2 separate regions of the Homo sapiens genome follow, and region 2 is linked to region 1. A link is a loop called in an ENCODE intact Hi-C map of the cell type or tissue named here. Cell type or tissue: heart left ventricle. All regions are shown on one strand. Each heading gives the region's core, and the rest is flanking DNA. Links, peaks and the distances in the headings are about the cores only.

The links. A loop is a pair of places that touch in the nucleus more often than their neighbours do. Peaks named below come from ENCODE experiments on the same cell type or tissue, not always from the same donor. Only the 100,000 strongest peaks of a DNase experiment are listed, where the experiment ranks them.
Region 2: a loop joins it to region 1, with 12 times the contacts of the local background. A loop is called at or near these places in 5 of 110 quality-filtered maps.

What each region holds. Positions count from the first base shown.
Region 1 is chr17:41,295,637-41,310,543 of GRCh38, forward strand. KRTAP29-1 (keratin associated like protein 29-1) reads right to left here and starts at 7,215. Exons shown (of 1, transcript NM_001257309.1): 1 at 6,190-7,215. The coding sequence starts at 7,215. The coding sequence ends at 6,190. KRTAP16-1 (keratin associated protein 16-1) reads right to left here and starts at 13,673. Exons shown (of 1, transcript NM_001146182.2): 1 at 12,064-13,673. The coding sequence starts at 13,617. The coding sequence ends at 12,064. In heart left ventricle, for the core only: no CTCF peak of the experiment used is centred there; a DNase peak (open chromatin) is centred at 6,915; H3K27ac peaks cover 707 bases.
Region 2 is chr17:41,451,533-41,466,439 of GRCh38, forward strand. It overlaps KRT32 (keratin 32), which reads right to left. Exons shown (of 7, transcript NM_002278.3): 2 at 14,562-14,644; 3 at 14,241-14,397; 4 at 12,750-12,911; 5 at 12,546-12,671; 6 at 11,298-11,518; 7 at 7,981-8,707. The coding sequence ends at 8,578. Among named protein-coding and RNA genes, the nearest start is that of KRT32, 8.4 kb to the right of the region's middle. RefSeq lists an enhancer at 8,159-8,660. In heart left ventricle, for the core only: no CTCF peak of the experiment used is centred there; no DNase peak of the experiment used is centred there.

The DNA of each region.
Region 1 (14,907 bases), core at 5,947-8,446:
GACTCATTCACTATCACGAGAACAGTGTAGGAAAGACCCACCCTCATAATTCAATCACCTCCCACTGGTTTCCTCCCATGACACATGGGAATTGTGGGAGTTACACTTCAAGATGAGATTTGGGTGAGGACACAGTCAAACCATATCATTAGGTTAGGCTGTAAAGGGACTGTGACTTATATATATATATTATATATATATATATTTTATACTTTATATATATATATTTTATAATATATATTTTATATATTATATATCTATTTTTTATACTTTAAGTTCTAGGGTACATGTGCACAATGCGCAGGTTTGTTACATATGTATACACGTGCCATGTTGGTGTGCTGCACCCATTAACTCGTCATTTACATTAGGTATATCTCCTAACGCTATCCCTCCCCCAACATACCAGGCCCTGGTATGTGATGTTCCCCTTCCTGTGTCCAAGTGTTCTCATTGTTCAAGTCTCACCTTTCTCTTCGCTTCCTCTGGGAGAATCCAGATGCTGTGCTATGAGGACAATCAGCCAGAGTATGGAGAAGCCCATGAGGCAATGAACTGATATCTCTGGCTAACAGTTGGTGTGAACCAGTGGCCTTCCAGTGTCCACATAAATGAGCTTGGAAGTGAATCCTTCTCTAGTTGAGCCATGAGATGACCGCAGCCCCAGCCAACACCTCACCAACCATCTCATAAAAGACCCCAAGCTGTAGGTATCTAGCTAAGCCACATCTAGTTTTCTAACCCACAGAAACAGTGAGATAATAAACTTTGTTGTTTCAGCCACTAAGTTTTGAGATAATTGTTATGCAACAATAGGTAACTAATATAATGAAACAGGTCCATGTATCAAAATGCATAGTTCTTAAAAGCAATAATGAAATTTAAAAAGTAAATTGCATAATTTTACATCACATACATAAATTCTTAAATCTGCAATCCTTCATACTAGGTCTTGTTTAAATACTTTATAAATATAAGATGTTTATATTTTTATATAAATTAACAGTGACTGGGAGAATATACAATAAAATTATGATAGAAGTTATATCTGAGATGAAAAAAGGGAAATAAGACTGAAGAGGGGACTTCAACTTTACAAGCATAATGTTTCATTTCAATTAATTTTTTAAAGATCCAAAGCAGAAGTAAGAAAATGCCAATTTGGAGAGGCAGGTTCTTGTAATATTTTTCTCAAAATTTTCTTGTATTTTTAAAATTGTTCCCTGCCCTGAAAATAAGTGTAAAGAAAGATTTAGTTACATGTTCAGGCTTGGCAGAACATTGCTTATTAGAGGAGATTCAGATGTTTTATGGACAAGCCCTAGCAAACTTAAAAGGAGAAAATACATGCTATGTCATTTAAACTGTTGCCAAGCATGGTTAAAGACACAAAGCTTCTCAACTCATGTTTCACATTTGACATGTTTAGAATGTGAAGTTTGCATGTTGGCAGATGGCCGGTAAACACACTTGCCTATAAAACTGAGAAATCTGTCATTGGGACAACAAAAACTATGAGGTAGATGGGTAAAAAAAAAACTATTATAAAATGAAATTTGAAGTTTCAGGTGTCTTGAGAATCCTGGTATCAATCAACAAATTATTAAAGTTAATATAACTCCTAAACAATGTCTGCATCCTCTTGTAAGAAGCATTCTTGAAAAGTCTATGCAATATGAGATGAGGTGCATCTGCTTCCCAGAGCCATATCCTTCCTCTAGCATGATGGAAATCTCCATGGAAGGTGTGGGAGAGAGAATTTGAACAGGGTGTCCATCAAAATGTCATTTCTGGAAGACATTCTATCCACGGTAATTCCTTTGTGGTGTCAAGTTCCCTCTCTCTCCTTCTTCCTTTTTAAAAAAATTTTCTTTTGGGACCTTAGTTATAAATAATTGAATTATTATCATCTGTGATTTTTGCATGGTCCCTCTCTTATTTATTTTTTATGTACTTATAAATCAGTTAATTTACTTCTTCTTCTCCCTTTACTCCCTTCGTTTCCTATAGGCCACTATGCTATTCTGTCTAATGTATATTCAACGCATATTAAATTTATTTAATGGATTTGTATATATCCTTATAAAGTATTGTTCAGTACACATATACTTTATGTAAATAGCAATCAGTAATATATCTCATTCTGGTTTGTCATTAAGCAGAATTTTTAAAAATCCATCTATGCTACAGTGTGTATATGTAATCTATTGTTATTAATTCCTGCATGATACTCCATGAAGAGGATCACCGAGTTGCCTACCCACTTTCACAGTGTTGGACACCAGCTTTCCTTTGACGTTTTTGCCACCATAGGGATGCTATAGTGAACATCCACATGTACACCTCCCTGAGGACCTGTGTGAGAATTTTCTGGAAATACACACTCAGGTGTTGGATTGCTGGATCATGGAGCATCACTTACATAATTTACATAAATAGTTTCAGATTGTTCTTTAGAGTGGCCAAACAAGCCAACAATCCCATTAGCAATGCAGGAAAATTCCTGTAAATTCCCACTCCCACCAACACTTGGCATTATATAGCACAGGAGTCAGAAAACTATGGCCCATTGATACAGGAGCGGGGCAGGGAAGTGCTGGGAGAAGAAGGGTGGGTCCCTGGTGAGGACTCCACCCCTACTGTGCCCACGGACCTAGGGAACAGGCATTTCTGAATGAATAAGAACAGGCATTTCTGTTTTTGTGCCCAAACGTTGCATTTCCCAAAACCACCCTGGCCCACCACGCCCTCATCCTGTGCCTAGTGGGAAGAGACACAGGCAGCTGGACATCCGAGAGGAGCAAATCGTCAGAAGAGCACACCGACAGGCAGCGGCAGACGCCAGCAGGACGGCAGGCCATCGACAGGGGGAACCATAGTGAGTTTGTCGGGGGCGGGATGAGGGAAGCCTGGCTGAGCAGCCCAACTCCAGGGGAAAACCACCTTCCCACTCCATCCCCCTTCTGGCTCCCCCGTCTGCTGAGAGCTACTTCCACTCAATAAAACCTTGCACTCATTCTCCAAGCCCATGTGTGATCCGATTCCTCCAGTACAACAAGGCAGGAAACCCTGGGATACAGAAAGCCCTCTGTCCTTGCCATAAGGCAGGGGGTCTAATTGAGCTAACTAACACAACCCATCTATGGACGGAGGCTAAACTGAAAGAGTACCCTGTACACACACCCACTGGGGCTTCAGCTGTAAACACTCACCCCTAGACGCTGCCGTGGGGTCAGAGCCCCAAAGCCTGCCCATCTGCATGCTTCCCCTAGAAGTGTGAGCAGTGGGGCACGGAAGAAGCGAGCCACGCCCCCGTTGCACGCCCTGCGAGGGGAACAAGGAAACTCTTCCCGTCTCACCATGAGCCAAACAGAGCCCCAGCCTGTTTTTACAAAGTTTTATTAGAACCCAGCCACACTCATTTGCTTACATATTGTCTATAAATGTAATGATATAATGCAATGATACAACGGCAAAATTCAGTAGTTGCAACAGAGACCATGTGCCCCACAAAGCCTAAATTATGTATATCTGTCCCTTTACAGGATAAGTTTGCTGGGCTCTGATATAGCACTCTATTTTTTGCAAATCTAATACCTGTAAAGTAATATGTAATTGTTATTTTAATTTTGAAATCTCTGAGAAATAATACTTTTGAGAATTCTTTCACAGGCTTACTTAAGGATTCATCTTCCGTGAAGTTCCATTCATGTCTCAAGAGAGGTTTTGCACAGGGTGTCCACCCAAAGATCGTTTCTGGGAGACATTCCATCCATGGCACTTCCTTTGTGATATCAAGTTCCCTCTCTCCCCCTCCTCCTTTTTGTTTCTAATTTTCTTTTTGGACCTCAAAATTAGTCAATCACATTTCTTATTTTATGGCATACTAAAAAGATATCCTTCCAAATCTCTTCCCCATCAGTTCCAGAAGTACAAGAGGCTTCAGTTTTAATCAGTTTGAGAATATTTAGAACCTCACAGAACACATCAACAAACTCACAAGATCATGTAAATAAATGAGCCCTCAGAGGTAGAATAAACTAACTTCTTCGTGTTATAGATTAGCACCCTGGTGTTACATAAGGTCATACAGTAAATAAGTGGCCAGGATGCAACTCAAGCCTTCTCCTTTGAGCCGTGGTCTAGTGCTTTTTCCTCACCACCACCATAGAAGTCCTCCTCTGAGTTGCATTTCCAAGCAGGTCATAAGGCAAATGCCCATACTCTTGTCCTTCAGTGACCTTGATGTCTCATTATTCCCGGGCTCTTTTGGTTAGTTTTCCTTCATCTGTAAGGTTTTTTTTAGAATGTCCCACACATATTGGCAAGACCTATTTAACTACTGAGAACCTCAAATCACAGTGATTGAGAGGACTGGAACGAGAGATGCTCAGCCAGTGACCATCAGGTAAGTTTATGAGCAGATCCTAAGGTCCCTCCTCGGGTTGGGGAGAAGGCCCGATCTGGGAGAAAGTCAGGGCACTGGTCATAAAGACATAAGGACAGAAGTCCAACCATTTAAACTGGGACAGGAGTCATCCAAAGGGCAGGGGGGAACAAGAGGGTGATATCAGCTGGGCCAGTTAGATGGGGAAGGCTAAAATGCTAAAATCAGTCTTTTAGTGCACTTTACTCAGGTTTGGCTAGGCATGTTTTATAGGCAATTGTAAATCATGGAGCAAATAAATCAACCTTAAGTGCAGCCATACAACTAAGTTGAAATGTGGTGTGTGTCTGTGTGTGAGTGTGTGTGTGCATGTATGTGTGTGCATCTGTATCTGAGTGTGTGTGTGTGTACCTGTATGCATCTATATGTGTGTGCATGTGTGTGGGTAGAAAAGGTACTGAAGGCAATACCCATACATAGTTAGAAATAAAAGGAAAATACCCATTAGAAGACTAGAACAGATCTAGCTACTTGAACTGTTGAAATGATAAGCCCACCTATATCTAGGGATTCAAGAAGCATTCAATGCTTCTTGAATTCAATTCAAGAAGAGATTCAGTGCTGACATTAGTCAATTCAACTGCAGGTAGAAATTCTCCACCTGGACCCTTCCATGTTCAGGTGCTAGATTTTGTTCTTATGGCCATCCCCCTCTTTTTTGACCCAGAACCTTCTTTCAAGACTACGACCCTTGTGATTCTAAAACTGGGGATAAAACAATTAATAGTCTCTCTACAGATCCAAAGTATACCTCAGTGACAGAAAAATGTGAACTATGAAGATTTGTTTGCTAGTTACCAAATTATTGCTGCTCACCTACAGGTACACCCTTCATTGCCTGCTCTATGATAATACAAAGGGATCCTATGAATATTTCTCCTTAGCCAGCTGACACAATGTCCCAGGCAGGAGAATCGCTTGAACCCAGGAGGCAGAGGTTGCGGTGGGCCGAGATCACGCTCTTGCACTCCAGCCTGGGCAACAAGAGTGAAACTCTGTGTCAAAAAAAAAAAAAAAAAAAAAAGAATCTTAAATGAATTAACCCTAAGCTATTCTCTATGGCCAATACCTCATGTTTGTTTTCATCTGTGGCTTTCCAGAACCATTTTTGTTGTTGGCTTCCTGTCTACTCACTATAGGGAAAATGAGCCCACTCAGCTCAAAAGAACTCTTGGTGGTGAAAATTTTGGAAGCCAGTGAACTGTTTGCCCTTACTCTCGTCCAGCTGGAGAATCTATAATCCTAGACACTAGCTACCCTTGCAGACCAATGCAGACCCACTGACTTAGATGACTCAGGCTCATTGTGTTCAAATGTGACCTGAAGGAAATCTACATAGAGGTGTGTGTAGGAATGAAAGCACTCCAGGAGTCTTATTTATTATACTTAACCAGTCACATTTTTATTAGCAGCTGGCAGCAACGAGGTCTTCTGAAAGACCAGGCAGCATCAAGAAAGAGAAACAAGAGAGGGTTTGCTAAAGTGAAATGAATTGACATCATCAGGAAATGCAAGCAGCAGTGTGGTAGTCCATGGTTGCTGAAAGGTTATTCTCGGTTAAGAAGGATCTCTTCGTGCCTGGACAAGTTCCCTGGTCAGCACCTGGAGAGAATGTGAAGGTGGAATCAGGGTAAAGTTAGAAAGCAGGCAGCATTTGTACTCGGTGGGAGGCAGGCACCCAGGGATGGCTATGCATTTATAGACAGCCGCAGACCCTCAGAGGAGGTGTGAAGAGGGCTCCATTAACAAAGTGTTGCCTTGCAGAAGCTGGACTCACAGCTGGGTTGGCATGAAGTCGGCAAGCAATTGGAGCCACTACTGGGTGATGTGCCTAAACCAGTCACACAGCAAGCTGATTTGCAGCCACTCTGGTTATAGGAAGGGGGTCCATCACAAGTTGGTTGGCCAGAAATCACAGTGTCACAAGAAGCTGGTTTGCAACAGTTCTTTGTGGAACAAGGGGCCTGGCAGTTAGCCACTGGCTGGTAGATGAAGCATGTGGAAGGAACCAGTTGGCAGTGAGGTGGCTGGCAATGGGAAGGCACACAGCAAGTAGTATTGCAAGAACTGAACACACAAGTCGATGGCTGGCAGGGAACAGGCATGTAGAGGGCTGATTGGCAAGGCTTGAAAATATAGCAGATGGGTTGATAATAAGTTGATTTACAGGGCTGGCCTTCACCACTGACGGGTTGACATGAACTTCCTTGGCACCAAGTTGGTTGGCATGGACTAGCTGTACAGATGGTTGGTAGGCAAGAAGTTTCCGGACAGGAGGTCACTTCAGAGCAGGATGGCTGGCAGGATCCAGCATCACAGCAGACTGATTGGCCACAAGCTGCCTGACATGATCCAGACATGCAGACAGATTCCTGGCAGGAGCTTTGCTGGCAGGGACTGGCATCGCAGCACTTTTCCTGACAACAAGTAGATTCCGAGCAGGATGGCTGACATGAGCTAACCAGACAAGGAGACTGACCAGTGCCAGACTGATAGCAGGCTGCGTGGGAGCACATAGGTTGGCAAACAAAACCCACACAAGACGTTGCTGGAAGGCGGGTAGGTTGACACGAAGCAGGATCACAGCCACTTGGGGCACCAATGGATGGCTGACAGCTTTCTTGGCATGTGACCAGTTGCCACATTCTGCTGTGGCAGGAACTAGGCAAACAGAGAGCATGTCGAAATCCACCTTTAACTGGGTATGTGGTGATGGTGGGCACAGCTGGAATGGCTGTGGTGTTTCCAGGACAACAGCCGTCTGCCATGGTGCTGGTGCTGACCTTGCTGGGAAGTTGCAAGCTCAGTATACCTGCATTGGAAAGACATCCGATACAGAGGGGCTTTTATAGTCCTTCACTAGGGGTGTTGGCACGCCATGCAGCATCTTTCCTTGTTATTGTTTTTACTCATTTGCATGCAAACATCTGATTAGCAGGCTTCAGGAGCCTGGGAGATGTTTCAACTTTGAAAAGGTGTCTGTTGAGTCGGGAGTTTTCTGCGCTGCATTTGGATTCGTTGACACTGCTCCTGCTCTTGGATGAGCTGTCTCTTTTACAGGTTGCTCTCCAGCCTCACTGAAGCAGGCCTTTCCTGGCACTAACCTTTCATCAGGAGGCCTCTGCCAAGCCAGAGTGGCCCTGCTGTTCCTCCAGGAATGCAGCTTTGCACCATTCAATCAGAAATGAAGCCTTGACCCAGTTTGGGGAGAGGATGTCAAGACGGGAAATGGAAAATTAGTCCAAGGAACCCAGGGACACTTAAGTGCCTCTACCTCTTTTTAAAACCTTCCCATTTATCATTCCTGAAACTTGTTTACTAGTACTATTACTAATAATAACAATAGAAATGGCTTTCATTTATTGCATAGTTACTAGATCAAGTCCTTGGCTGCATTTTTCACTGGATCCTCACAATGACTTCAGTAAGTATAATTGTCATCACTATGTTAGAAGTGGCAAAACTAAAAAAAAGTAATAAATAAAGAAGAAACCAGGTTTAAAACAAAGTTAAGATTAAAATATAAAACTTCATTGGCCCTTTTAGGAAGCTTAAAATCTCCCCCAAATTGGTTCCTCTCAAGATTTTTTTAGAACAGAAAAGAAGAAAACAGAAGTGGCAAAACTCATAGAGTTTAAATCATGTTCCCAAAATTATGCAAATGAAAAGGGGTAGAAACAAAATTCAAACCTAGCTTTGTCTGACCACCAAACCCCTGATCTTAACCACCTATTAGACCCCCTGACTTTGGGGAGGCAGGGAGAAGGCGACACTGATATAGTGGCTGCAGGCTGACACCCCTATGGCAACAGACTGGCTCGTGAGCAGGTTGCCCAGGCCCCATCCTGGGGATCCTCCGCCCACTCCAGTGACTGTAATCAGCAGCTAGACCACACTGGTGTGAGTACTTACCTCTACTTATCAATACACTCAAACACAGTCTTTTAATTTTGGAAATTTTTTAAACTACCAAATATTTCATCAGGAAGTATCAAACCCACCCTAGGGCATCAATAGCATATGAATTCTATACAAATAAAAACACGCCAGCAGTGATAATAAAAAAAATCACTGTAAAGTGGTGTTAATGTTAAACCAATCCCTTCCAAGAGGAATTCGTGAGGGACTTTCTTGGCCCTTCTGCTTTTCCTCCGGGCTTGTCCTGGCTCCGCATCACCAACCAGGTCCGGTGTTCTACACCAGCCAACGTTCTGGCCGGTTCACGCTGGAGGCACATGACGGAGTGGAAAGATCACGGTGTGGGGAGCCAGATGGGGCTGGCCTTGATTTCTGGCTCTGCCACTAACTCATTCTGTTGAATATGTTAGCTAATTACCTAAGTCTTCAAAGTATGGCGATTTCATCAACTGCGTTGTCATGTCTCAGGTTAGTTTTTTGTGGGTGTTTGTTTGCTTTGGTTGCTTCACAAATTATTGAAAATACTGAAAACGCTGAAGGGTACTTTGCAAACCCCCAGCTACAAAATGCCTTCTCCTTGGCACCCTCTTCACCTCCATTTTAAAAAGAAGAGAAACATTTTTGATCAGAACAATGTCTGGAAAACCTTCTCCCCTGCCATTGAAATGCCTTTTTCCCCACAGTTGGTTTCTATGTCACACCATGGATCACTTCTTTTGCCCTCCTTCTTGTCTGTATTCATGTTGGCATCTTTCAATCTGCAGGAATCCATGCACTGTGTTTTATTGCTGAATATTTACCCCCAAAGCTCTTCATCTTCCCAGAGGATGTATTTAATACTTTCAGTCTTACCAAATATGTCAATCAAACTGGGAACATGAGCATGTTTGAAAAATCACATCAACTTCAGTCCAATATCCTATACCACTTTTATAGTTTTAAAGCAATCCATTCTACATCCATTTTTCTCTAAGTGATTCTGCTCTTGTTTTCTTTTCTCCTAAAGGAAACTCTTAATAGCAAGAACATCTGTCTTGCTGTAGTTCAAGGCACTAAAAACACCTAGTGTATCAACAAAGACACCTGTGACCACATTGAGACATATCATGATCCATACAGAACCTAGGCTTTGGAAAGAACTGGGTTTTAGTCATTTGCATGTTACTTATTAGCCATGACAATCGTGAATTTTATCACTCCCTTTATATATATGTGTTTGTGTGTGTACATATGTGTATAAATGCATGTATACTCATACATATGTGTGTCTGTGGTTTTTGAACAATACACACATATATGTTTGAGTGTGTGTATATATATACACACATTATATTAATATACATAAATATATACACACACGTATGGTTTTCTGGAGCTTGTTTATATCAATCAACACTATGTTAGTAAGATTCATCCATGCTATTGCATGTCGCCATTTTCCAGTCATCTTCACAGTATAATATCCCATTGGGTGAATATACCACAATTTAATTGTCCATTGATGGGCACTTGGATTGTTTGTCCTTCGAATTCTGCATCTTATGTATAGGTGAAAAAATAGGAGAGAATACATATTACTTCAAAGAATTGCTGTAATCCATATGAAATGCTTAGTCCAGTGCTTGGCACAGAGGTTCAAAACCCTAGCCAACTCCTGTGTGTGTGTGTGTGTGTGTGTGTGTGTGTGTGTTTAGACAGAATCTCTCTCTGTCGCCCAGGCTGGAGTGCAGTGAAGTGATCTTGGCTCACTGCAACCTCCTTCCAGATTCAAGCAATTCTCCTGCCTCAGCCTCCTAGTAGCTGGGACTACAGGCGTGCGCCACCATGACCAGCTAATTTTTGTATTTTTAGTAGAGATGCGGTTTCACCACGTTGGCCAGGCTGGTCTCGAACTCCTGACCTCAGGTGATTCACCCACCTCGGCCTCCCGAAGTGCTGGGATTATAGGCTTTAGCCACAGCATCCGGCTGGCCAACTCCCCTCTTGACTCTGGAAGGAGACAATGATAAATCCCAATGGCTTGATGAGACAGTAACTCCAACACCAATGTGATTAAGTTTTGCTTTTGACTTTCTCCCTCTGCCATAGTCTGACCCAGTGGTTCTCAAACAGGGGTGATTTTTGCACTCCCAGGCAATGTTTGGCAATGTCTGGAGACATTTGTGATCATCACCCTCAAAGGATGCTACTAGAATCTGGTTCATAGAGGCCAGGGATGCTGCTTAACATCCTATAATTCACAGGACAGCCTTTACAACAAAGAATCGCCCAGCCCAAAATGTCAATAATGCTGAAGTTGAGAAGCCCTGGTCGACCCTCACACTGTGCTCATGATGACTCAAGCTGCCCCTTGAGGACAAGGAATAGGCCTCCATTCTGTGCACTAAGTGTAGGGAGTGACTGCTTTGAAGAGACTCTGTCCTTGGATTTTGTAAGATACAGAATTTATCCTATGAGTGTCTTGGAGGAAGTAGGAGAACATAAACAAAATTCTCACACAAGAAATCCAAGTTACCCAACCTTCTTTGTTGTAAGTATGATCCCTGATCCCCACTTGTTTTTCTTCCTGTGGACCCAAAAACAATTGGCTTCCTTTCCTCCCCAGTCTCTCTATATCCAGAACCATGTTCTTCCATTGAGTTCTCCACACCAACCAAGGCCAGAGGGATGTTCCAAAACCAGTGCTCTTCCTGTCACCTCCTTGCATGCAGCCCCTTGATGCTTTCATGTCAGCCCTGCATCAAACCGAAATACCTCTGTCTAGCATGCAAGACCCCACATAGACAGATCACTGTCTACGACCTGACCTCATGGCTCATTCCTCAAAGAACAACTCTCCCATGCCTCACCTAATGAACAATTTGCCCTCAAGCCCCATTCACTTGTACAAGTCTCCTTTGCCTAGAAAGTTTTTCCTTTCCTGTTTGTAACTGGTTAATTCCTACTCATACTGAAAGACTCGATGCCAGTATCACATTCTCCAATAATTCTTTCCTTGTTCCCCAACTATGCTCTGCTGAGTTCATGGTGCTCTATGCTTATCTCCAAGTACTTGGCACAAAGGAATGTCATAATTGTCTTGCTGCCCACCAGAGAGTGAGTTTCTTGAGAACAAAGACTGAGACTTCTTATGTTTATTCTTAGAGCTAAACACAGTCCCTGGCACCTAGCTGCTGTCTAATAATGCCAGAGGGATGGGTGGGTGGATGGATGGTTGAATGGAGCTGCTGTTAAAGAAGAAGCAAGTCACTGATGAGACTATGGCATTAATGGAAGAGCAAGGAGAACAGCAAGTTGCTTCAGCTTAGCCACCTTTATTGGACAGTTACATATTTTACCTGATTGGAGAAGTCCCTAAGGAACACAAGCATGCATAGCAAGGGAGCACATACATGATGACAGAAAAAACTACATGCAGGAAAGAGACCCGAGATGATGTGGCAAAGCAGCTCTTCTCAGCTTAATCGTAGCAGAAGACAAGAACCTGGAATGTCTCCCTCTCACTGTCCAGAAGGCCTTCATTTAAGTGATCAGGATACTGACATTTCTGATGAGTTCTTTGAGGGGTAAGCCGATTGTGAGTAACAATGCAGAAAGAAAGAGCTCCTAGCTAAGTCATAATGAGCTTTGGGGAGGACAGTGCAGTTTTGTCTCTAGCTGGTGGCTTGACTTGCAAGAATTGGGGGGCTGAAGCCAATTTAGCAGTTGGCAGGCTTGCTGGCAGCAGGCTGAGCTGCTGCGGCCTCACGGGTGGTTGGGCTGATGGGTTTGGCTTCAGTGGGCTGGCAGGGAGCCTCTTCTGAGACATCCACCTTGCAGGGGGTTGTGTCAACACAATCCAGTTGGCTGGAAGTGGATTTTTTGCAATCCCGTTTGCAAGAGTCAGACTCAGTGCAAGATGGGCGGAAGTAGACTGGGCGGCAAGAGTAGGAAGTGACACAGGCTGGGCGGCGCAGGATGGAGTAGCATGGGCGATAGCAGGCAGGACGGTAGGAGATGGATGTCATGTATGGCTGCCTATAGGTGAGGAGTCCAGAGCAGATTGGGCGGCAGATCGGACGGGAGACCGGGCGGTAGGAAATCGTAGCACTGCAAGGCCGTTTGCTGGAACTGGGTATGTAGAAAGTCCTAGGACAAGTTGGTCGGCAGATGGCAGATGCAGAAGACCCTGGACTGCAGGAAAGAGGTCGGCAGGAGGTAGATGGGCAGGAAACTGGCTCAGGGCAGACAGAAGGACAGCGCTTGACTACATAGCAAGTAGGTTGGCATGGACTGGACACACAGACAGCTGGTGAGCAGGGGCTGGGCTCAGAGCAGATGGGTTGGCAGATACTGGAGACACAACAAGAAGGCTCTTGGCAAGTGCTGGGGACAGAAGGTGGCTCGCACGAGCTCTGAACACAGCAGACAGGGCGGAGGCAAACTGGCTCACAGACCAGAGCCACACACGTAGCTGGCTGGCAGATGCTAGACTCTGAGCAACTTGGCTCACAAGGGCTGGGGTCACAGCAGACAGCCTGGCAGCTACTGGTCACAGAGCAGGTAGGTGTCGGGCACACCGGCTGACAGCAGGAAGGCTCACAGACCACAGGTTGGCAGGAACTAGGCAGGGTGCAGACAGCTGAACAGCAGCTGGGCTCACAGACAACTGGCTGGCAGCAGCTGGATTTGCAGAGGACAGGCTGGCAGGAAGTGGGCACACAGAGGACTGGTTGGCAGGAAGTGGCTTCAGAGCCTACAGGCTGGCAGCAGCTGCTCACGGAGCAAGAAGGCTCACAAATAGCAGGCTCACAGCACACAGGTTGAGCACAGCTGCTCACGGAACAAGAAGGCTCACAAACGGTGGCCTCAAAGCACACAGGTTGGCAGCAGTTGCTCACTGAGCAAGAAGGCTCACAGATGGTGGCCTCGAAGCACACAGGTTGGTAGCAGTTGCTCACAGAGCAAGAAGGCTCACAGGTGGTGGCCTCACAGCACACGGGTTGGCAGCCGCTGCTCACGGAGCAAGAAGGCTCACAAATGACAGGATCACAGCACAGGGGTTGGGCACAGCTACTCACAGGACAGGAGGGCTGACGGCACTGTGGCCCACAGCTGGATGATCCACAGCTGTCTTGACAAGTCACCAGCTGCCATGTCTGGCTCTGGCAGGAACTGGGCAGGCAGATGGGGCCTCCACAGCTCACCTCAGTGGAGCAGAGAGAGGTGGCTGGCACGGAGAAGCATTTCCTAGAAGAGCAACTGCCAGACATGGTGGAGGTGGCCGTGCTTCCTTGTGCTGAGTGCTGAGAGGTTGCTGCCTCACTGTGACAGCTCCCTGAGGCCCTCACTTTTATACCCCCTCACTGGCGTGTTCTGTTTGGGACTCCTGCATCTTTTCCTCATTGTTGTTTGGGCCAGTTTGCAGAGGAACATCTTATTATACCACCGTTTGTTGATCTGGAAGCTGTTTATCTACCCGTAAAGAAGGTGTTTATTTATTGATGTGCTAAATTTGGAATCCTCAGAGCTACAGGTAGTCTTGGAAGAAGCATCCTCACCTCCAAACTGGATAATCTATATTTCTGAGCATTGTGAACAGGGAAAGAAGAATGAAACTTATGATTTATCCACCTTCTAGTCTTCCATACAGGGCCCTGGGTTGGATTCAGAGGATGCCACAGGAATAAGACCTATTCACCCATTCTCTTGGATCTCGCCTTCTAGTGGGCAGATAAGCATGCAGACAAACTCACTGCAATACAATAATAAGTTCAACAATAGACATACAGAGATTAATTGAGAGGAGAGGTGATGAACTCAGTTGGGAAAAGAACAACTGGGCTGGATTTTAAATGACTGCACCTTACAGCAATGATCTTGCTTAAAACCACCAGCAATCTCATGAGGCAGAGATTTTTCTCCACCATTAGAAATGAATAAATGGTCCAGGAACCATGGCTCACGCCTGTAATCCCAGCACTTTGGGAGGCTGAGGCAGGCAGATCACCTGAAGTCAGAAGTTCGAGACCAGATTGGCCAACATGGCAAAAACCCATCTCCACTAAAAATATAAAAAATAGCCAGGCATGGTGGCACACACCTGTAATCCCAAATGCTTGGGAGGCTAAGGCAGGAGAATCACTTGAACCTGGGAGGTGGAGGTTGCAGTGAGCCAAGATCAAGCCACTGCACTCCTGCCTGGGTGACAGAGGAAGACTCTGTCAAAAAAAGAAAAAGAAAAAAAAGGAAGGAAGGAAGGAAAGAAGGAAGGAAGGAATGAAGGAAGGAAAGAAGGAAAGAAGGAAGGAAGGAAGAAAGAAGGAAATAAAGAAAGAAAAGAAAGAAAGAAGAAAGAAAAGAAGAAAGAAAGAAAGAAAGAAAGAAAGAAAGAAAGAAAGAAAGAAAGGAAAGAAAGAAAGAAAGAAGGAAAGAAAGAAAGAAAGAAAGAAAGAAAGAAAGAAAGAAAAGAAAGAAAGAAAGAGAAAGAAATGAAGAAATGGGGGCAGAGGGTCAGAAAGTTTCAGTCACTTGCTAAAGATCACACACAGTCTGTCCCTGAT
Region 2 (14,907 bases), core at 12,198-14,697, 160 kb after region 1:
TTTCTTCTTTCTTTAACTCTTACACAATTAATACTACATGCTTAGGTAGAATGTGGTTTGGGTCTCAATGCCATCCTATGCCAGGTGTACCTTTGAGCAAGTTTCTTTCTCTGAGCCTCAACATCCTCATCTGTAAAATGAGGGTAACAATTCTTAGCTCACAAGGTTGTTGTGAAGATGGAATAAACTACATTCAGCACTTTGGTGTAGTCTTAAACATTGTGAACACTCACTAATGCCACTGTGACTGTTGAGACCTAACCCTGTCCTTCAGGAGCTGACTTAATTCTTGATTAGGGCTCAATCTTAATCAAACACATCTTAAATTACCCCTAAAATTCTTTGGGACTGAATCTTTTTATTAATACTTCTTAGGTTGGTGGAAACATTTCCTTGGAGGGATTCTTTTCAAAGGCTGCCCCTCCTTTGCTTCCTCCACAGAGACCTGTACCTGACACGAAAGAGATGGACAGAGTACCAGGGAGCAGCAGTTCCCAGCTCCTGTCAGACTCTCTCTGTCCTAAAGTTGTCACAGCTATTTTCACATTGTCCACCTGGACAGCCAACCAAGCATTCCCTACCCTCCTGGGTGAGATCTGAGAATGAGAAACACCATGCTTCACAAGGATGCTCTCCATGGAATTCTCCCCAGGCCCTAAAATGAATGAAAAAAAATGTGATCTGAGCCACATGGGGACGTTTCCATCTTTCCTTATGGTGGATTTTTAAGCATCAAGTATCCAAGGGTTTGCTCCCATCTGTAACGAAACTAGCTGCGCTCTGGGATACAGATGGGGTTTCACTTCTCACTCTACTGTGGGCTCCATTGGTCAGGTCTGGGCAGCAGTGAGGGGGTTGAAGGGATAGCCCCTTGGACTGAAACCCAGCTCTGCACAGCCAAGACATGCTTCTGGTTCACTCACCCTCCCTTTTTCTCCTCATCCACTTCCTCAAAGGCACCAACACAGTGGTTAAGTGGACCTGTGTCACGCAGCTTGGCAGTTTACCAGCTCTGAGACTTTAGGCATAGCTTCTAACCCCCTGAAGCTTAAAATCTTCCCATCTGTAAAATGGAAAACGTGATTCTATCTGCTTCATCAAATCCTTGTAAGGATTAAATGCAACCAAGCATATATGTTTAGCAAAGCTTCTGACATCTAGTGAGCTCTTAATAAAGGTGCTCTATTCTTTTTAGATAAAATAGAAATAATAATATCCACCTTAGAGGATTGCTGAAATGGTTCAAAGAAAAAAGGTATGTGAAAATTCCCAGTTCAGGTTTGACATTTAGTAGAATCAAGGATGATTTCAGAAATATTATAACCACTGTTGGCAGCAATCTAAAAGGAGATGTGGAAACGGCCACAGAGACAGACTGCTACATCCCAGCTGAATATCAGCACTTAATGGAAAATACTAAATAAATGTGATTAATTTTTTAAAAATGAAGTTAGGTTGTTCATCCTTTCCACCATCTTGTACAGAACAGGAACTCCAAAACAAATAGAAAGATGAGAATGCCACAAGAGACGTTCAGATATGCGGCTGTGGGTTATTCCATGGAAGGCAAAATCCATCCCAGGGGGATTAGCTTCTAGAGAGGATTCCAGGAGGTGGGGAATATCACCTGGGTTTTGAAGCCCAACTAGAATTTGGCCATGCAAAGATGAGAAAGAAAGCACTACACATGTGAACAAACATTTTGTGAGTGACAACGCAGTTTGACAGAAGCATAGGGCAAGTGACAAAGCAGTTTGATAGAAGCACAGGATGTTTGCAGAAGATTAGAAAGAGGTAAGCTACAAAAAAAAGTGAGGCTGAGAACATGGCAGCCTTGAATGCCAGGCTAAAGAGCTGAGGCTTCATTTTGTAGGCACTGTCTGCTCCCCAGCACCCAGCGATGCAATCACTCATTGCTGGTGCTCAATAACTAGTGAGTGAATGGTGGCATGTCCTTAAATAAGGCAGGATCTGGATTGTGAAGAAATAAATCCATATCCCACTCACAGTCCTCTCATTGCAGACATCAGCAATGATGCTTGTTGAATGGAACTGGTTGTAGAACCAAGTGGTTGGGCCCTTGACATCACAGTTTATTTCTGGCACCTTCAATCCATCTTTATGAACATTCATGGACTGTCATCCCCCCAGGCAACCCCTCCAATTCTCCCATCACCAATCCTCAGCCCTCTCTTTCCATGCCACTGACACCAGAGCTCAAGGCCTCATCTTACTTTTTGTTGGAGCTCCTTAATGGTCTCAAAGTGTGAGCAGTAATTGGAGCATATGTCAGGGCACTGCCGTTTGCTCCACTGCTGGCTCTCAGCACCACCCCTGCTTCTCATTCTCCTGCTCCAACTGCTGCAACTTCTGCAAGCAGTTGGCCAGGCACTCACTTAAGAACTGCATGATCCCTTTCCCACTGCTGCTGAGGATGTCTTCACTGAACCAGCCACAGGTGCCCATACTGGCAGGGATGTTCCTGGTCCCTGGCAGAGGACAGGCAGAGTGACTGCTGGCAGGGCCAGGCTGGACTGACTGTGAGCCACAGGTTCTAAGGAGATGGCTACTAGGTTGGTGACTCTCTTACAGGTGGGCCCCAGTCTTAATACTGGGATCTACAGACATTGGGTACAGAGTTTCTAGAGTGGTTTCTGGCCACAGCCTGTCTGGAGCAAGGAGGCTTCAAATGGCTCTTGCCAAAGCTTGAGGAGCAGGGATTTCTGCTTTAACTAGAAGCCATGGTCCTAGACAGTTGAGTTGCAGATTGGTGACAAGGGCCAGGTGCTCAGGTGTGAGTGTTTCCTCACCCAGAGCTTTTATTCACCTGCCATAGGAGCAGATGTGATACACAAGCTTTCCCCCAATGAATCCTCATTTGTTCTGCCATCAGAACAACCCATCAGCAGTTATTCAGTCCTCAGAAGTAGCTCCCCACTTTATGAAAGAAAGGGCTGACTTTGGACTTCTTGTTACTGCCTTCTGTTGTGAAAAGAAATGTTAAATGTTTTCTCTTTAGAGATGCCCCATTGAAAAGTTAGACTTTGTTCCTTGAGTGACTATCTGGCCTCTCTCTAGGAATGGCATTGGCTCTAAGATGAATCGTCCTCTCCACTGACCTTCAATACCCAAAAAAGTAAAATTCTCTGATAAGAGCCTCAGGAATCCCTAAAGAGCAATAGAGCAAAGACTGCTAAGTTATTAGAACTAAAGAAAACTTCCAAGTACTAATTCAACCTTTCGTGCTTCAGAGACCAGAGAAGGACAGTGAGCTCCCCAGGGATGCCAAGCAAGTCAGATACAGAGCCAGGACTGGTCCCAGGGCCCCTAGCACATTCTGTTTCCTCTGCACCAAGATGGACAAGCTTTTTCTGTTAAAAAGACAGATGCTAAATATTTTAGGCTTTGCAAGTCGTATACTCTCTTTGTACTGCAACTACTTAGCTCTGCCATTGTAGCACAAAGCAGACATAGACAACAGGGAAATGAATGGGTGTGGCTATGCTCCAATAAAACTTGATTTACCAAAACAAGTAGCAGTGGGGTTTGACCTGTGAGCTGTAGTTGCCATCCCTGCTTCACACAGCACAGTGAATGAGGCTTAAAAATTGGACCCCTTAAGCATGTGGGAGACCTTCAGTCCGCTCTGGAGCCAGAGGGCTGGGCAGAGGGAGGGCACCTGGGAATGGATGGTGAACTCCAGGACTGGACGCTGAGCCTCAGACACCAGGGCCTTCACTCTACCAGGGCATTTACACCAAGACTGGAAGTTCATCCAATGCTCTTAGAGCAAAGCAAAGCTACCCATATGTTGTTGTTGCTGCTGCTGCTGCTGCTGTTGTTGTTTCTGAAACTTGGGCTTCAGAATGGCTCCAAAATATGACTCAGCTGCCATTGTAATTGGGGAAAGTCAGAAGAGAAGAGAAATTTGTTGCCAAAGCATGTTTTCTTTACTCAACATTCATCAGGCACCTACAATATGCCAGGCATCATGACAGGCATTTTTATATGTACTATATCCCAACAACTCTGTGAAAAAGGTAGAATTACTCCCATTTCTAAAGGGGAGAAGACTGAGATGCATAGAGATTAAGAGTTCTGCCAAAATCACACAGCACATTAGCAGCAGAACTGGGGGTCTAGCCCAGTTTTTCTGAAGCCAAAGGCACTGATCTTCTCCATTAATCCTAGATGCTCATTGGTGACTTTGTTTACATATTATGATTAAGGGACACTGCTATTTAAATACAAATTTGTCTTGATCAGTTGGGCAAAAAGATAGACATCAAATGATCTTAGGAACTTTCTGTTTAGCCGAATTGATATCATTGCATTCAAGTGTTACATTTTATGAAATACAGGCCGGGTGCAGTGGCTCACGCCTGTAATCCCAGCAGTTTGGAAGGCCAAGGTGGGTGAATCACCTGAGGTCAAGAGTTCGAGACCAGCCTGGCCAACATGGTGAAACCCCATTTCTACTAAAAATACAAAAATTAGCCAGGCATGGTGGCATGTGCCTGTGGTCCTAGCTACTCAGGAGGCTGAGGCACAAGAATCACTTGAACCCAGGAGGCAGAGGTTGCAGTGAGCCAAGATCATGCCACTGCACTCCAGCCTGGGCTACGGGGCGAGACTCTCTCTCCAAAAGAAAAAAAAATTATGAAATACAAAAAGAATATTGTTTTATTATTAATGATTTTCCTGGTTATACCCTGGAAGAGGCATATTCTTTTTTTGATCACTCTCTAAAAGGTTTCCTAATATAGTGGTGAAGAAAGATTCAGTCAGTGCAATTCAGAGTCCACACACAGCCCCAACTCCCAGATGCCAAACCCAACTCCTGGATCTTTCGGGAAGCTGTCGCCCTCTGGCCAGTCTTCCTTGAATGGCAGTTCTGCCCATGGGCCCTCACTCTCACCCCCAGAAGAGGGTGCTTTGCACTAGGGCAGTGAGCAGCAGGGGTGAGGCCCAAACTCTTGAATAGCCTTGGGGAAAGTGGTGTCTTTAAAAAGCACACCCTTTTCTTTTCCAATCCCGCTCAGAGAGGATCCCTGATACCTGTGAGGGTTTCTCCAAAACATCAAATATGACAGAGGTTTTATGACTTGACCAGGGTCCTGCCTACATTTCCCTATAAACTCTTCCCCTATAAAGAGTTAATTAGATGCAAATGCTTTGATATGAGGAGAGAGTTCCTCTGAGAATCTCCATGAGTGGTACACTGAGTCCAGTTCCCAGGAGATTCCGGTGCTGGTGGGGGATAAATATCTCCCAAAGTCTATGCCCACGGCTTCTTCATCCATCAAATAAGAGACAGGCTAGGCAGGAGGGTAGCTCGTGACACCTCTGGCTTGAAGTACCATCCAGACACAGAAGATGATGGGCCTCACTTCTAGCAGAGGAGGGTACTCCTGGCCCTGGGCTGTGGGGCTTGGTTTCATATAAAAAGCTTTAACAGTCATCTTGGGAGTCAGACAGGTCTTGGCAAGTGGGAGAGACACACAGGTGTGGGAATGGGGACCGAGTTGGACTGAAACAATATGCACTGGGGAAACGGAGACTCTGGAAGTCCCCAGGGGGTCCAGGGTCCAGGACTTCTGGCCCACAACTCCTGTGCAATCATTCCTGCTGAGGCTCTGGGCTGCAGCTCAAGGTCTTTGCTCTTACTGAGCCCAGTGCTCAAAGAAAGAGGAGATGCTGAGTCTGGTAGTTGCTAGCGATGCTTTTTAAGAGAACTATATTCCCAGGAAGAAGTTTCAGCTTCTCAGAGAAAATGTCTCCCTTCTTTGGGAAATGAAAGAAAAGGAGAGGGGAAATATGTATTAGCCTGAAATAATAATAAACCTAGGGTGCTTGGAGAAAGCATAAAGTGCTTGGAGAGACCTAAGAGGCTTGGCGTCAAAACCCTTGGCTTCAATTTCCACCTGTTGGTTGTGTCTGTGAGCACATCTGTCCACCTCCCTGGGTCTGAGATGACTCTTCTGTAAAACTGGGAAAGCTGAGCCAGATCATCTGGAAGGCTCCTTCTAGTTCTGACAGTCTAAGACAGCTCTGTCCAGTAGAACTTTCTGCAGTGTTGGAAATAGTCCATGTCTGTGTTGTCTTATTTACTACCACTTAGCCACGTGTGACGAGTGCAACTCAGTGCAATTCAGTATATGAAACATTCATATACCGAATGTTTCAGTATATGCAGCCACATGTCGTTATGAACTACCATATTGGACAGAACAGGTCTAGGATTATAGAACCAAAGCTTTGGTCTGTTCTGTGTGTTGTTTATCAAGCTGAGCACATTCCAGAAAAGTTTTGCACCGGGGTTGAAATTAAAGATTGCTGGTTTGCACGCAGTTATGAGAAAATTCAATTAGCCAGAACCCCTCTCTCTTGGCATTTCAGCTCCTTGAAATTTTACCCATCCATCAACCAGGAACCACAGCTTGCTAAGCAGTATGTTCATGTCCCTGCTGTCAGGCTAATGACCTTGTCTGCCAGGGATGCCTGCAGGATCATGTCTGGAGAGCAGCCTGCAGGCAGCTTCAGGATCCAATCCATTTTTCATCATTTCTTGGCAAGGCCAGAGGGAGGATACTTAATAGAAACATCATCTCAGCTCATTAAGGAAGAACTGTGTGTTTGGAGGGTGAGGTTCAGAAAGGTGTTCAAGATTCCTGTCCCCAGCTCTCTCCTCTTTACCTGCCATGGCCAATCCATTGCCAAGTCAGGTCCATCACAGTGTCTCTTAGATTGATTCCTTATTTTTCCATGGTCCCTGACATTGTCTTGCCTGAGACCCTGTTAGCTTCTTCCACAGCCTAACCCCTCCTCTTAGCTATCCTGTCTGTGTTACTTGGTGATACTTTCTAAGATGCCACTCAAGTCATGTCATCTTTGGGCTCAAATCCTGCAGCAGCCCTCCCATTGCCTTCAGGATAGAGTCCAGAATCCAGGCTTTTTGTGGGGTACCCAAGGCCCCCCTACTCTCTGATGCCTTTCTACCATTTGAGCTTCATCCCCATCAGCCTCTCACAGGAACTCACTGCTCCAGCCAGCAAGACCCCTTGAGGCCTTCCAAGCATGACCCCCTGCTCTCCTGAAGATCCCCACACACTTACTTGCCTATCTGGTGCCCTGTAGACCTTCTATTCAACCTCCAAGACCTATTTCAAACGCCACCAGCTACAAGAAGCCTTTCAGATCCTCTCAGCTTAAGACTTTCTCCAAATCTTGACTAGTGTTTACTCTTTCTGGGTAGGAATTTGGCAGTTAGAATGGTTAAAATAACACTGCTGTGAAGCTAGACTTGGGTTTAAGTCTTTGTCCTTGCATGTAACCTTCAACAACTAACTTGACCACTCTATGCCTCCATTTCCATGTCTAAAATGGATACCATGTGTACCTTACAAGGTGGTCATGAAAACTGCATAAGTTAATTTATGTAACATGCTCCACACAGTACTCGGTGCATTATAAGTGCTCAAGAATTAGTAACCTTTGCCATTATTACTATTATTACTGTTACTATTATATGGCCCTTATGAAGAAAGGAGTGGCATCTTATGCACATGGGTCTTAGCTCCTCCTGTAATTACAAGTGTTTGAATGGTGGTGATCACTTGCATTTTTAATACCCCCTGCACCCAGCTGTAGTTTGCAAATAGTGAGGACTGTGAATGCGAATCGGTTGAGCATCTCTAGAGCCCAAAGGCCTCGATTTCAGTCCTGGGTCTGCCACTAACAAGCTGTGTGACTTTGGGCAAGTTTCTTAACTTCTCTGGGCCTCAGTTTCCTCATTTACAAAATGGATGCAATAATGGCATATTTTTCACGGATTGTTGCAAGGATTAAATGAAGCATTACTAACAATGTGTCTGGGAACTCTTCCTTGGATTAGCCAGCCTCTAATGCAGAACCTGCACCCAGTAGCTGCTCAGTGAAGATATTTTGAAAGAATGAATGATCACATTGTACCAGCTGTAATGAGATTTAGGGGTGGGTTTATTATGATATGATTCTCAATTACAGTAATTTGGCCTAGGTTTCTGGCATAATTATCTCCCTCCTCTCTTTATTCTTTTATTACTTGGCTCTAGAGTAATTGATTAGTTTTAACTGGTTTATGGCATGCGGGCCCTTTTAGTGAACACCTCTCAAGCCTCTATGGAAGCAGAAGGAGCATAAAAATAAATACAGAATTTGCCCACGTTCCTCTTAAGCCCAATTGAGTAGGATTGGCTTGTGGATGCAGCAGCGTAAGTGACAAACAGAGACAGACATGTTTGCAAGGCCACTGAGTACAGCTCTATTTGCCAGTTAACTAAGAACACACGCTCTTTGAGGCAGCACAGACAACCAGAAACATCACCAAAGAGAACAGTTCACCCATGGAAAAAAGAGGCAGTTTTGAAGTGATGAGGGCTTAAGTATCCCCTGGAGTATCAGAGCTTGTTGCAGGTGATCCACGGTCCTGCTCAGGGTCTTCCTTGCTGACCGGGGCTGGCCCTGCTCTTCTGGTGGCCACTGAATACCAGGCTGCCCAGCCCCAGGCCCTCCAGGATCCACTGGCACAAAGGGACTTCAGTAGCGGCCCTGGGGGCAGGGTGAGCAAGGCATGCCAACAGTGCGTGGCACACAGACGGTGCGGGGCACGCATGGGGAGGGCACACAGGTGGTGCAGGAAGGAGTGGAGCATGGGTTACAGGGCAGCCTGCAGGAGAAAGTCAAAGAGAAACAGGATTAGTAGAGAAGGCCCACTCGGCCACAGGTCCTGCCAATTCTCCCCTCGGATGCCTCTCAACCCCATCTTCCGTGCTTTCTCTGCCCAGCCTCCCTGGTCCCAACCTCCGCCATCTTTGCCTGAGTCACCTCATGGCCTCCTAACTGATCTCCCCAACCCCACTTGGGCCCCTCCTAACCACTGTCCACTTAGTAGCCAGAGCAATCTTCTACAGTCACAAATCCAATTATGTCCCTCCCCTCCCTAAAACCTTCAGTGGCTTCCATTTGAGCTCAGGATGAAAAGCAGCTTCCTCTGGAAGCCATCATTCTCAGCAAACTAACACAGGAACAGAAAACCAAACACTGCATGTTCTCACTCATAAGTGAGAGTTGAACAATGAGAACACATGGACACAGGGAGGGGAACATCATATACTGGGGCCTGTCGAGAGGTGAGGGGAGCAGGGAGGGAGAAAATTAAAACAAATATCTAATGCATGCAGGGCTTAAAACCTAGATGACGGGTTGATAGGCAACAAACCACCACCATGGCACATGTACACCTATGTAACAAACCTGCACGTTCTGCACATGTATCCCAGAAGTTAAAGTAAAATAAAATAAAATAAAGAAAAGCAGCTTCCTTAATAGGACCTGCATGATCCTGCTCCCACCTCTTGCCCCAGCCTCACCTGATAGCTCCATTGCTCTGGGAGCTGCAGGTACTCTGACCTTCTTCCAGCTCCTGCAGGGACTGTACTGCTCAGGCCACAGGGCTTGTGCCCTGTGCCGTACATCTCTGGAACCCTCTTCCCTCTCCACTCACCTACATTTCTTCTCTTGTTTAAGAGCTCAACTCAACTCTCACGTCCTCCTTGAAGCCTCCCCCACCTCTCTGAGACAAAGCCCCCATGGTACATGTATCTCCTTTCATCGTGAGTAGTAATCATTCTATTATGGTCTGTCTCCCCGGCCAAGCAGTGAGGCCAGCAGCCACAGACCCATGCCCACCCTGCATACCTCACATAGAATAGGCACCTAATAAGAATATTTGGATCAGACAAAACAATAAATGAATGAAGAATTAATACATGGTGAAAGGAAAAAGGATGATCTCAGAGACTGACAGGCATGCACTCAAAACCAGGAACAACACACTGGATGCTGGATGGAAACCCAGTAGCTCAGAGAACCAATGGGAGGCCTGAGGATCATGTGCAACCTGAAATGTGTTCCATTTGCCTGGCACTATATATTTTCTTTAATTTTTTGAAAATACTTAAGAATCAGGAGAATTTAACATTTTTAAAAACCCAGATTCTCAGCTTCCCTGGAACTATTGGAAGATCAGCAATATTGGACCTGCTTCTCACACAGTAGAAGTGGCCCTGAGGGCATGCCATTGCCTGGATTGGACAAGGCAAGAGCTTTCTGCTTTTCTACCATCTCCGTATGACCCACGTCATTCATGCATGTTAATGGCCTGGTCCTTGCAAATGTTTGACACAACACTTGCCCTGAAGTTATAGATTCTGAATGATGGAGAAGCAATGCCAAATGCGGAATAAGAAACAGCTACAACAGTCGTCAGCCCACTGGGTGTCCATGGCCCAGAGGTACCCTGCATTCAGACAGCCACCAAGTCCTGCTGATTCTACCTGCACAGTGTCTAGAGCTGATGCCTCTGCTGCCCTAACTCAGGCCCTCCCTATTGCTTACCTAGGCTGTGGCCAGGGCCTCCTGGACAGTTTCCCTGCCTGGTTCCCCTCCCTCTACTCAGTTCTTCCTGCTGCTATCAGGGCCATCTTCCTGAAGAACAGCTTTGAGCTTGAGAGACATTTACTGAGCATCTACTATGTGCCACGTACAGGGAATAAAATTGTATTATAATGTCTCTGCATTCTAGATGTTTACCATCTAGTGGAGAAGACACACAGTAAATTCTCTCATTTCCTCCTCAAAACAATTTCCACTCACCTATAAATTAAAGCCCTCCCTTCCCAGTATGACCCGTGTTGTTCTCCATAAATGGGCCCCGGCTGATCTTTCCTGTCCTGCTCCCCACCAGGGCTCAATTACACAAGGCTACCTATTGTCCTGCTGACATGCCAAAATCTCCGTTCTGAGAGGAATGGAGCTATGAGGTGAGGCTGGGGTAAGAGGTGGGAGCAGGATTGTGTAGGTACTATTAATAAAGCTGCTTTTCATCCTAAGCTCTGGACAGGCCATGACCTCCAGTCACCTGTCTGCCTATCTCCCTAAACATATGGAAATGACAGGAGGGCAAATGCCCTGTCTTCCTCTATCTTGGTGTCCTCCATAGCACCTGCCCCATGGTGGGCACTTAGAAGGAGCTTGCCAGCTTGGAATGAGATAGAATGGTCTCCGAGGGGCTTGGTTCAGGATGGCAGCATGAACACCACTGCCTGACTTCCTTCAGAGCATACCAGCTTCTTAATGGCTCCATAGTCAGGACAGGGTTCTAAGCTGATGGTCCCTCAAGGGTAGATCCAGTTGCTTCCTATAACCTCCCAGAATCCCTGCCCACGTCTCTCTAAGCCTCAGCTGGGCCTGCGTACTTGCAGTCCTCGTTCTCCAGCAGGCTCCGGTACGTGTTGATCTCGCCCTCCAGCCGGGCCCGGACGTCCAGCAGCACCTGGTACTCCTGGTTCTGCCGCTCCAGGTCAGCCCGGATCTCAGCCAGCTGGGCCTCAACGTTGGTGATCATGCACTGCATCTGGGCCAGCTGGGAGCTGTAGCGGGCCTCACTCTCCGTCAGCGTGTTTTCCAGGGAGTCCCTCTAAGGCAAAGGAAGACATAACCATGAGGAAGGGAGCTGTTTACCATGGCCTGCTTCAGAAAGAACCAAGAAGAGCCAAATCTCCCTTTGATGCTGGAAATGAGCCCTCCCTACACCAGTCACTTTGGAAACGGAAGCCCAGAAAGGTCAAATGACTTGTTCAAGGGTAAACAGCTGGTACATTATGGAACCACAGTTTCTGTTCGTAAATCTGATCCTAAATCCCTCCTTTCTTCTGCAACCTTTGTCTGCCTTCAGGATTGGATCTGAGATTTCCCAAGTACCTCCCTGCCGGCATCATTTAGAACAGGGGTTTTCAAACCTGGCTGCACATTAGCGCCACATGGGAGCCCTCAAAAAATACCCATGGCTGGCCGGTCACAGTAGCTCATGCCTGTAATCCCAGCACTCTGGGAGGCCAAGGCAGGTGGATCACCTGAGGTCAGGAGTTCGAGACCAGCCTGGCCAACATGGTGAAACCCCCACTCTACTAAAAATACAAACATTAGCAGGGCATAGTGGTGCACACCTGTAATCCCAGCTACTTGGGAGGCTGAGGCAGGAAAATCACTTGAACCCAGCGGGGGCAGAGGTTGCAGGGAGCTGAGATCATGCCACTGCTCTCCAGCCTGGGCAACAGAGTGAGACTCCATCTCAAAAAAAAAAAAATAGCTGTGATCAGGTCCCACCTCCAGAGACTCTGGTTCAGTTGGTCCAGAAAAGAACCTGGGCATCAGGATGGGTGATATTGAGATCCATAGGTTTGGAAGGGCAGGCTAAGCACAGAACAAGCCTTCTTGTGGAGTTGAGTTTGACAGTGTCCACCTAACCCATGTCTGATTTGAAACATCCCTTTTTTATCTCTGAGCTGGATCTCGGGAGAAACCTCCCTCCGGGAAAAGTCAACAGGATGAGCATCCATGGTGGCTGAAATCTGAGCCTCCTCTTCCTCTTTCCTGGGGACCTGCACCTATGCTCAGTACCGCCTAGGATCCGGAGGGATGGGTGCCCACCCAGCAGCTCTCACCAGGCTGTGCTGGGCCTGCAGCTCGATCTCCAGCGTGTTGACCGTGCGTCTCAGGTCAATGATGTCTGACTGGTAGTTCTGAAGCTGCTCAGAGCTTGTGGCCACCTGTTGGTTAAGCTCCTCCATCTGCAGTTGGGGGAAGGAGAAGGCTAGAGTCCCTTCCTAGGGATATGGAGGAGGCCATCCCCACCGTGAGAGGCCCACCTGCATATTGAACCATTCCTCCACGTCCCTGCGGTTGGCCTCCACCATGGCCTCGTACTGACACCGCATCTCCTCCAGCACCCTGGTCAGGTCCACCGGGGGTGCAGCGTCCACCTCGATGTTAAGGCGGTCCCCAAGCTGGCATCGAAGGGAACCGACTTCCTGAAAAGGCACAAGACCTCCAGAAAAATGTGACAATGATAGGATCCTGGCTCACCTCCCCAGGGAGACATGAAAAGATGCAACAAAAGTTGCTAAAGATTGAAACATTAGATGGCCCCTAAGGACTGCAGTCCACTCAGCAGCATCCCAGTGCTCTTCAAACTCCAGCTGAATACCCCTGCGATGGGAACCTCACTGCAACACAACACTTCCTATCACTTTGGCAGAAGCCAAGAGCAGCACCCTGGTTTGTTTGATGCATTTGGGCTAAAATGGGAAACCGGTACCCCTAGTATTCCCAGTCTCCCTCCCCACCTGTGTTCATCCTGGGAGGAGGGTAGCAGGAGCCTGGCTTGACTAGTTAAAGGCCCGAGTTAGGGCAGCTGCCTCCCAGGCTTGGCTGCCAAAGAGGGAAAGTTGTCACTGAGTCTGCCAGGATGTGTGATAACTTCTCATTAGTGGCTTCTTGGTGCCGTTCCCAGTTCTCTGATTTGAGCAAGATGAGTCAGGAGCCCGAGGGTGCTCGGTGAGTACGTGGTGACTGATTGTTACTTTACACTTAAGCCTGAGGAAACCCAGCCAAGATTCAGAGGCACTTGTTCATTCAAATCCCAAGTCAAGAGGTTGAGAGTCAACCAGGGAGGGGGGAAAAACACCATGGCTCAGGTGGGCTTGGCAGCACACAGGTGCCCAAAGCAGAGGGCTTCCCCTCCAAGAAACTTCAGGAGATAAGGAAAAATCAGAAAGTAAAGGGCTTCAGCTTGAGCATTTTATATGCAAACAGAAGGGAGGACAAAATAAGGATAGGGGCAAAAAGAGGAGACCACTGCAGCTGTACTCCCTCTCAGAAGAGATGGGACTGCTTCTGAGAGTTGAGCCAGGCAGAGATGGACAGGCCATTCAACGTGAGATCTGGAACATAACTCACCCCGGCACCACTGCACCACTCTACCTCTGCTGTGTGGCTCTCGAGAGAAAAAAATGCAGTTGCCACTAGTGAGTGCTTGGCAGTCACACTAGCCCAGGAAATGCAGAAGGGAAGGGGGCTACACTTCTGAGAGTTGACCAAGTGGCAGGTGTTTCATACCCATGCCTTGGGGATTTCCATGATCCATATCCTGTCCATTAAATCCTCACAATAACCCTGCGTGATCATGTTGTCCCCATTTTACAGAAGAGGAGGCTCAGGAAGATTCCATAAATTGGGCAAAGTCACTAAAACAACATGTGGCAGGCTTGGGAATTTCAACCCACGCCTATCCAACCCCATACCCCACGTTCCTCCCCCTCTGCTTCCCGGGGCCACTTCAGCGGGACTTCCAGCCTCACCTCCTCATGGTTCTTTTTGAGGCACATCAGCTCCTCCTTCAGGGACTCAACCTGGGCCTCCAGGTCAGCCTTGCACAGAGTGAGATCATCCAGGATCCTGCGCAGGCCATTGATGTCGGCCTCCACCAGCTGCCGCATGGCCAGCTCTGCCTCGTACCTGCACAAGGACAGGGTCAGCAACCAAGGGTGAAACAGAATGCAGAACTCAGGGAAGGCCTTAAACTGCCGGCACTTTCCAACCCTCCGTGAAACTAATGGAAAGTTGCCCCAGAGCCTATGAGGACAGGTCCTCCCCAGCTCCAGCCCCCCGACTGAACTCACTTGGCCCTGAAGTCATCGGCAGCCAGTTTGGCATTATCAATGTTCACAACCATCCTGGCATTCTCTGCCTTGGTACACAGAATCTGTAGGCCAAGGCACATGGAGAGGGTTAGTTCAGGATGAGACGAAGCAAGAAGAACCCAAATGAAGAGAAGACAGCAGCAAAGGTAGGATCCAGCAGCCCTGCAGCCATCCCTGCAGAAGGTCCTCTTCCCTGGAACTCTGGGAGATATTTAGCGAATTGCTAGTCCTTGGAGAACTTGAGATGTATTTTTTAAGAACCTGAAGCTTCGTAAATTCAAATTCCCCATTTTGGATGTGCCAAGCAATGTGGAAGGGAAGAATC